2 separate regions of the Homo sapiens genome follow, and region 1 is linked to region 2. The links are chromatin contacts, found by Hi-C or POLR2A ChIA-PET in ENCODE. All regions are on one chromosome and are shown on one strand. Each heading gives the region's core, a stretch centred on a gene start or an enhancer-like site at or near the end of the contact. The rest is flanking DNA. Distances are from core to core; before and after follow the strand shown. Region 1 has its middle 34 kb from the start of LGALS8. Region 2 overlaps NID1 (nidogen 1).

Region 1 (4,160 bases), core at 374-2,873, 490 kb before region 2:
CAGAGAAGAAATGGAGGTGAATGTTGCTACTGCCTTGGGCTCATGTAGATAAGCTGTGTTTCAATTCAAAGAGTAGAAAATGATTTTAGCATTATTAGGACTAAAGTGTCATTAAGGATGAAAGACAAGGCCAGATGCGGTGGTTCATGCCTATAATCCCAGCATTTTGGAAGGCCGAGATGGGTGGATCAACTGATGTTGGGAGTTCGAGACAAGCCTGGCCAACATGGTGAAACCCCGTCTCTACTAAAAATTAGCCAGCCTTGGTGGCAAACACCTGTAATCCCAGCTACTCTGGAGGCTGACGCATGAGAATTGCTTGAACCTGACAGGCGGAGGTTGCAGTGAGCCGAGATGTCGCCACTGCACTCCAGCCTGGGTGACAGAGCGAGACTCTGTCTCAAAAAAAAAAAGAAACACAAGCGAACAAATTGCTTCTGCATAGTCAGGGAAAAAGGAAGCCCGTGGCAGGGAGAGGAAGGCCGTCGGCATACGGAGGAAATCTGATTTGATAAATGAGTGCATGGCTCGAAAACAAGCGACACGAAATAATGACACGGACCCAAAGGAGAGGAAAATTATAAAACAAGGAGAGCAGAAGTGGAAAGAGATGTGATAAGAAGGATAGTCTCCTCAAAACTAGATAAAACATTTACTCATCTAAAAGAGAAAGGAAGGGGGAAGAAAATCTCCTAGACCTTACTTATTAATATTGTACTTAAAAGAACATATTTTTGCATTGCACATTATAGAGGAAGGGGCAAGGATAGTGCTCTGGGTCAATATTTGCTGTAACTATGAACTTTGTCCTTTAACATGACAGCTACCTTTGGTCACAGCCGCTTCCTTGGATGCTAAATTGAAAGGGAAAGAGACCAAAAGTGCACAAAGGGCTAAGCCTAAAACTACAGGAAGAAAGCATCCTGCCGAGTGTTAAAAATAATTCCCAGAGTATGGAACTGTTATTGGAGCTGGCTGGTCACACATTGGATCCGAATGACAGGGTGAAGTAGCGATGAACACATCCACGGGACGGGGACCTTCATTTCAATTATGGCGGCCTCGTTCTGCTTATATGTGCTCATTTGTAAAACAGCCCCACTCTTCCTATCTTCCAGTGGGGCTACTTGCAAGGCTTTTAGCATACAACCAAGAATTATTTTTTAATTTTAATTTTTATTTATTTATTTTTGAGACGGAGTCTCGCTCTGTAGCCCAGGCTGGAGTGCAGTGGCACGATTTCGGCTCACCGCAACCTCCACCTCCCGGGTCCCGGTTCAGGCAATTCTCCTGCCTCAGCCTCTCGAGTAACTGGGATTACAGGAATGTGCCACTATGCCCAGCTAAGTTTTGTATTTTTAGTAGAGCCGGAGTTTCACCATGTTGGCCAGGCTGGTCTTGAACTCCTGACCTCGTGATCCGCCCGCCCTGGACTCCCAAAGTACTGGGATTACAGGCGAGCCACCGCGCCTGGCCAAGAATTAATATTAATAAAAGGCTGGTCCTGGGCTGGTTTTAGGATGTCAGCCCAGCCAGAAAGGATGTGTATAGATGTTATATTCCAGCAGGGGGCAGTACCACATAAAAATAACTCTTAAGGAAAATCCAGGTCTGCTACCACATATTTTCCATGTTGTTGAATAATAATTATTTAGTGCCGTAAAAATAGGTGACTTGTTCATACAATTGATCTTTTGAGTACTGGTGGGAAATCCCAGGACCATGTAAGCCCTAACAATGTAAAAGTCACGTGCCTTCTTTGAGTCTCCCTCCTGTGTGAGTCCTCCTGTGTGTAGATGTGTCGGGGAGTGTGGCTTTCCTTTCTGTGTGTGTAGTAATTTGCTATTGCAACCAAGGAAATGCATATTACATAGGACCTCATCAACTACCATTATAGATGAAAGTTTTGTTTAAGAGAATATACCCTAGATTTTTCTCTTTTTAAAATAGAGACAGAATTCTCACTGTGTTGCCCAGGGTGGTCTCAAACTCCTGATCTCAAGTGACCCTCCCGCCCTCAGTCTCCCAAAGTGCTGGGATTACAGGCATGAGCCACCACATCCAGCCCTGTAATTTAGCTAAAGATATTTCATTCTAGGCTGGGAATGGTGGCTCCCGCCTGTAATCCCAGCACTTTGGAGGCTAAGGTGGGAGGATCACTTGAGGCCAGGAGTTTGAGACCAGCTTGGACAGCATAGCTAAACCCCATCTCTACCAAAAAAAAAAAAAAAAATTGCTGGGTGTGCTTGTATACGACTGCAGTTTCCATTACTTGGGAGGCTGAGGCAGGAGGATTCCTTGAGCCCAGGAGGTTGAGGCTGCAGTGAGCTATAATTTCACCACTGCACTCCAGCCTGGGCAACAGAGCAAGACCCTGCCTCAAAAAATAATAAAGAAAAATAAAAAATAGATTTCTAATAGCAAAAGGACCTCATCATTAGCAGTTAAGTTTATAATATACCCAATTTAACATGGATCCCTACGGACAGAAGTAAAAGTATTAATAAACTTAAATTTTAACAATGATTTGATCAATTAGTTATAATATCCTACCTTTCCACTCTCTCCTTTGTAAAGTATCGGCATGCTTATGCTATTACAGTACTCATTTGCTATAAATTAACTTTAAATTAAATGATTTTGCATTGTTACACAATTGATTGATACTTGTATTTCAGTTGGGAATTACTGTTTGATATTTTTGTATGCAACATAGATATAAATCATACTACACTTAGTCAAAGTCTGGACTCTGAAGGAACTTTAAAAATCTTTTGATTAAATTTCTCTCTGTTAATGGTATGCTCCTACTCATCAAAAATTTTCATAAACTCCAGTCATTACAGATGTCAACATGTGCAAGAAACAGTACAGTCAAATTATAACAGCAAATTTATATCAACTCTTTTGTTTGTTTTTTTTGAGATGGCACTCTGTCTCTCCCAGGTTGGAGTGCAGTGGCATGATCTTGGCTCACTGCTGCCTCCCGTATTCAAGTGATTCTCCTGTCTCAGCCTCCCCAGTAGCTGGGACTATAGGTGTGCACCACCATACCCAGCTAACTTTGTATTTTTAGTAGAGATAGGTTTTCACTATGTTGGCCAGGTTGGTCTCGAACTCCTGACCTCAGGTGATCCACCCGCCTTGGCCTCCCAAAGTGTTGGGATCACAGGCGTGAGCCACCGTGCCCAGCCAACTCTCCTATTAAAAAAAAAAAAAGAAAGAAAAGGAAATTTTTCCACCCTGGAACTTCCCCATGCAATTATAATAGGAATTAAAATAGAATGATAAGGATGTTCAAAGCTTTCCTAGCCATGCTAGCAATGAGATGATAATAAATCCAGTGTTAGACATGACTAGCAATCAGGACTCTGGAAATAATGATATCAAAATGAAAGACAAGTGGGACGTACGCTGTGGTCCTACGTTTTTCCTGCTGTTCCTGCTATTCCTGAATTTAAGGGTAAAGGCGCACACTCAACTCTGCCCGTATCTTATCTGCCTGAAGCCTGCAAATCAGCAAATGTCATCTTGCTTGACGTTTTTGGTCCATCTCAAGGGAGGAAAGTTCCACTGACACTCGTGAACAATAGCTGTGTCTGAGATGAGATGGTATGTTCGGTTTACAGTCAGTTTTGAGACTGCACTTTTGTGGTTGGAATTTTGGAAACATGCCCCCTAGAAGCTGTGCTCACTAAATTTTCCAAATTTTAAATTTATAATTTAAGAACATTTTACTATTTTTATTTATGTTTGCTGCTGTGGCCCCTTCGGAGGCAGTTAGAAGCCCACGTCTTGGGCTGCTGTCCCAGGCCACCGAGAATGGCCTTGTGGCTTTCAGTAGAGCAGGGCTTCCTCTGAGCAGAGGACTTGAGTGAAGTCTAGGAAAGGACGGGGGCGGGAAGGAGGGCGGGCAGGGGGTGGGGGCAGGTGCTATTTCTGTTTTGGTTTTTTGAGATGGAGTCTCACTCTGTCGCCCAGGCTGGAGTGCATGGCACGATCTTGGCTCACTGCAACCTCCACCTTCCCAGTTCAAGCAGTTCCCTGTCTCAGCCTCCGGAGTAGCTGGGACTACAGGCACCCGCTACCACGCCTGGCTACTTTTTGTATTTTTAGTAGAGACGGGGTTTCACCATCTTGGCCAGGCTGGTCTTGAACTC
Region 2 (4,182 bases), core at 547-3,046:
AGTTCGAGACCAGCCTGGCCAACATCATGAAACCCCGTCTCTACTAAAAATACAGAAAATTAGCTGGGCGCAGTGGCAGGCGCCTGTAATCCCAGCTACTTGGGAGACTGAGGCAGGAGAATCGCTTGAACCCGGGAGGCAGAGGTTGCGGTAAGCTGAGATTGCACCACTTCACTCCAGGCCGGGCGACAGTGATATTCTGTCTCCAAAAAAAAAAAAAAAAAATCTCAAAGCCAGCAGAGACCAGGGACTGTTCACTGCACCTGAGTGACCTTGTCCAGAGATGTGTGTCCCAGAGGTGCATGCTCAGAACCCGTGTAGGCCCTGGGAGTAGCTGCCTCTGTAGTGGGGCGTGGACTCTGTGCAGGAAGATGCTGAATAAATAGCACCTTCCCAAACAAGTTCCATTCTGAGTAGCCCATGGGTTCTCCCACGGTTGCATGTCGTCTCTTTCCAGAGAGTCTTGACATCTGTGAGCACCTCCCCTCTCTCCACTCTATTGAGTATATGAGAGGCTACAATTGTCATTTATTTGAATGAACACAGAGAAACCAATTTAATCAAGCAAGGGAATGGAATGCAAATCCAAGGTCAAGAATGTACTTTCTTCTTAGTTCTCCTTCTTGTAAACCAAAAAGTATCTGAGACAGGTCTCAATCAATTTAACAATTTATTTTGCCCAAGTTAAGGAGATGCCTGTGACACAGCCTCAGGAGGTCCTGATGTCGTATGCCCAAGGTGGTCAGGCTACAGCTTGGTTTTATAGATCTTAGGGAGACATAAGACATCAATCAATACAGGTAAGATGTATGTTGGTTTGGTCCAGAAAGGTGGGACAACTGGGAGCCAAGTGTAGGAGGGAGAGCTTCCAGGTCATAGGCAGATTCAAAGATTTTCTGATTGTCAATTGGTTGAGTTATTATCTAAAAACCTGGAACCAATAGAAAGGAATGTCTGGGTTATGATAAGGGCTTGTGGAGACCAAGGTTTAGTCATGCAGATGAAGCCTCCAGGTAGGCGGCTTCAGAGAGAACAGATTGTAGATGTTTCTTATCAGACTTAAAGAGTCTGTTCTGCCAGGTTTTGTTGTTGCTGTTGTTGTTGTTGTTGTTTTAATTGAGATAGAGTCTCGCTCTGTCACCCAGGCTGGAGTGCAGTGGCGCAATCTCAGCTCACTGCAACCTCCACTCCCTGGGTTCAAGAGATTCTCGTGCCTCAGCCTCCCAAATAGCTAGGATTACAGGCGCCCATCACCACGCCCAGCTAATTTTTGTATTTTTAGTAGAGATGGGGTCTCACCACATTGGCCAGGCTGGTCTCAAACTCCTGACCTCAAGTGATCCACCCGCCTCAGCCTCCCAAAGCGCTGGGATTACAGGCGAGAGCCACAGGGCCCGGCCTGTTCTTTCAGTCTTAAGGTCCATGTTGATGTTAATGGTAATGAGACGTGGCCAACCCTCCCCTTCCTCTCATGGCCTGAAGTAGTTTCATAGGTTGACTTTGGAATGCCCTCGGCTGAGAGGAGGGGTCCATTCCGATGGTAGGCGGACTTGGAATTTTATTTTTGGTTTACACTCTGTTTCATTTTCCTCTCATTCTCTTTGTCCCCCCACCTTGAGAAAAGTCACCCCAGACTTCCTGCCACTCCTCAGATAAGTATCAGGTCTTGAATGCTTTCTTCCCTAGCAGCTCGAACTAGATGAGTAAGAAGACGCTTGTCTGAGTCATCAATGTATCAACCAGAAACAAGCTCAGGAAATGCGTCTTTAGCATCCCCACTACCCCCACCCCATCCACCAGGCCTTTAATGGAAAGTTTCCCATGGGGGCCAGGGACACTCAGCAGGGGACTCTCCCTAGAGCCCCTGGGCTGCTCCCACTGTCTGCTGGCCCAGAAAGTCCACCGAGATCACAGCTTTTTATAAACTCACTTGAGATTCTATTTCCTGAGTACAGTTGAGGTTCCCCCTCCTTTTTACAAGTTCAAGATACAGTACTTCAAAGTTCCACTGTAAATTCTAGAGCCCTTGAGATTTTCTATGCTGACCAAATACTTTGTTAACACAACTCTGTCGGCCACATAAAATGGAACAACGCTTACTGCATGAAAAGTTTTGTTTGGTTGACAGCACACAGGACACCAGTTTTGTTTTCTAACTGGAAAAGCACCACCACATGCAGATGTGATTGGTAGGAAAATGGGGCTCTGGATGCACAGGTAATTTTGGTGAATGAGCTAAGGTACTGTGTGTACATCGCTGTTGTCGTAACAGGTTCAATGTGAGGGAGCCGTCTAAGCACTGGCAATGTGGACGCCAGATGCCAGACCAGAAGGGCGGGGCTAGACCACAAACCCAGAGACCTAGGTTCTCGTTAGAACTGAGCCACCAACCAGTGCTGTGGCCTGAAGGAGTCTCTGAGCCACCAACCAGTGCTGTGGCCTGAAGGAGTCTCAACTTCTCTGAGTTTCAGTTTTCTCATTTGGTGTAAAAACTGCAGTTGCTTATCACATAGGATTGCAATGAGAATCAAATGAAACATATCTGTGAATGGAAACAGCTTATATGAAAACTCTAAAACCCTATGCCAACGTAAAATTTTGTGGAAGTAAACACGTTTTACATTCAAGAGTGAACAAAACCAGATTTTTTTTTTTTGAGACAGAGTTTTGCTCTTGTCGTCCAGGCTGGAGTGCAATGTCACAATCTTGGCTCACTGCAACCTCTGCCTCCTGGGTTCAAATGATTCTCCAGCCTCAGCCTCCCGAGTAGCTGGGATTACAGGCACCCGCCACCACACCCAGCTAGTTTTTGTACTTTTAGTACAGACGGGGTTTCTCCATGTTGGCCAGGCTGGTCTCAAACTCCTGACCTCAGGTGATCCACCCACCTCGGCCTCCCAAAGTGCTGGGATTACAGGCGTGAACCAACGTGCCCAGCCAGACATTTTTTATTCTAACCAGATGGCTTGCTTGTATCTTTGTTTGGTGCTTCCTACTTCAAATGTTTTGTTTTGTTTTTTATATTAATTAGCCTCTGGGACAAAAGAAAAGCATGCATGGTTTTGTCTTGCTGGGTTCAACAAATACTTTTCTGGCATGCTAACTGCTTCTCACCAAGGGAGCAACCACGTTAAGCAAACCAACATGAGAACTGGCAACACAGACAAAGGTACTTCAAATATTCACTGGCAACACACTTATGGAATGTCACTGTGTCTGCTTTGCGAGGATCCAGTCGCAAATGAACATCTGGGTGCAGAGCTCGAAATGTCTCTGTGTGCCTTGTCTCGTCACCTCCCACTGACTCCTCAAACAGTCCTGTGAGATCTGTTATTACTGCCATCCCTGTTCCACTGCTGCAGGAGGCACAGCTTAATCTGTATCATTGACATGTACAAGGTGACACCAGAAGTAATGGAACTGAGGCCAGGCATGGTGGCTCATACCTGTAATCCCAGCACTTTGGGAGGCCGAGGTGGGTGGATCACCTGAGGTCAGGAGTTCGAGACCAGCCTGGCCAACATAGTGAAACCCCGTCTCTACCAAAAAAATTCAAAATTAGCCAGACATGGTGGTGGGCACCTGTAGTCTCAGCTACTCAGGAGGCTGAGACAGGAGAACTGCTTGAACCCAGGAGGCAGAGGTTGCAGTGAGCTGAGATCAGGCCACTTCACTCCAGCCTGTGCAAGACAGAGTGAGACTCTAATTTAAAAAAAAAAAAAAAAAAAAAGTAATGGAACTGAGAGTCAAAAACATTCCCAGGTGCAAAATTCTGAGAAATATATAATATTCTAGTCTATGTGATTACAGTATATTTTTTATTATTAATTAACATTTTAGTATATATTAATTAATGTACACATGTGTAAACATATATACAAATAAGTACATATTTCCCCTTAACATAACTGGTAATGCCTAGAGCAGGGGTTGGCAACTACAGTCCCCATAGGCCAAATCTGGCCCACTGTTTGTTTTTGTAAATGAAGTTTTATTGGGAAAGCCACACTCATTCATTGAGGTATGAAACATGGTTGCTTTCATGCTACAACCACAGAGTTGCGTAGTCGTAACAGAGACCTCATGGCCCACAAAGCCGAAAATATTTATTCTTCCTCTTAACAGGAGAAGTCAGTTGAGCCCTACCCTAGACCTATTCAACCACAATCTTCTACTCATCAA

Evidence for each region. A loop is a pair of places that touch in the nucleus more often than their neighbours do. ChIA-PET counts read pairs that join two places held with the same protein, here RNA polymerase II (POLR2A). Pooled maps may share reads with other maps.
Region 1: a pooled map shows a loop between it and region 2 (3-fold over the local background). The contact joins two enhancer-like sites. A Hi-C loop is called at or near these places in 1 of 37 single-sample maps with no recorded cell type and 3 of 50 pooled maps. POLR2A ChIA-PET finds 5 or more read pairs at or near these places in 1 of 52 experiments (A673).

Annotation. Positions count from the first base shown.
Region 1 is chr1:236,487,499-236,491,658 of GRCh38, reverse strand. No RefSeq gene overlaps it. Among named protein-coding and RNA genes, the nearest start is that of LGALS8, 34 kb to the left of the region's middle. Within about 2 kb of position 1,623, at least 2 of the 41 ENCODE cell types and tissues checked have a DNase peak (open chromatin) inside an H3K27ac peak, as active enhancers do.
Region 2 is chr1:235,997,150-236,001,331 of GRCh38, reverse strand. All of the region lies in intron 12 of NID1 (nidogen 1), which reads left to right. Among named protein-coding and RNA genes, the nearest start is that of LINC02768, 27 kb to the right of the region's middle. RefSeq lists enhancers at 1,846-1,915, 1,956-2,005, 907-2,106. Within about 2 kb of position 1,796, at least 13 of the 41 ENCODE cell types and tissues checked have a DNase peak (open chromatin) inside an H3K27ac peak, as active enhancers do.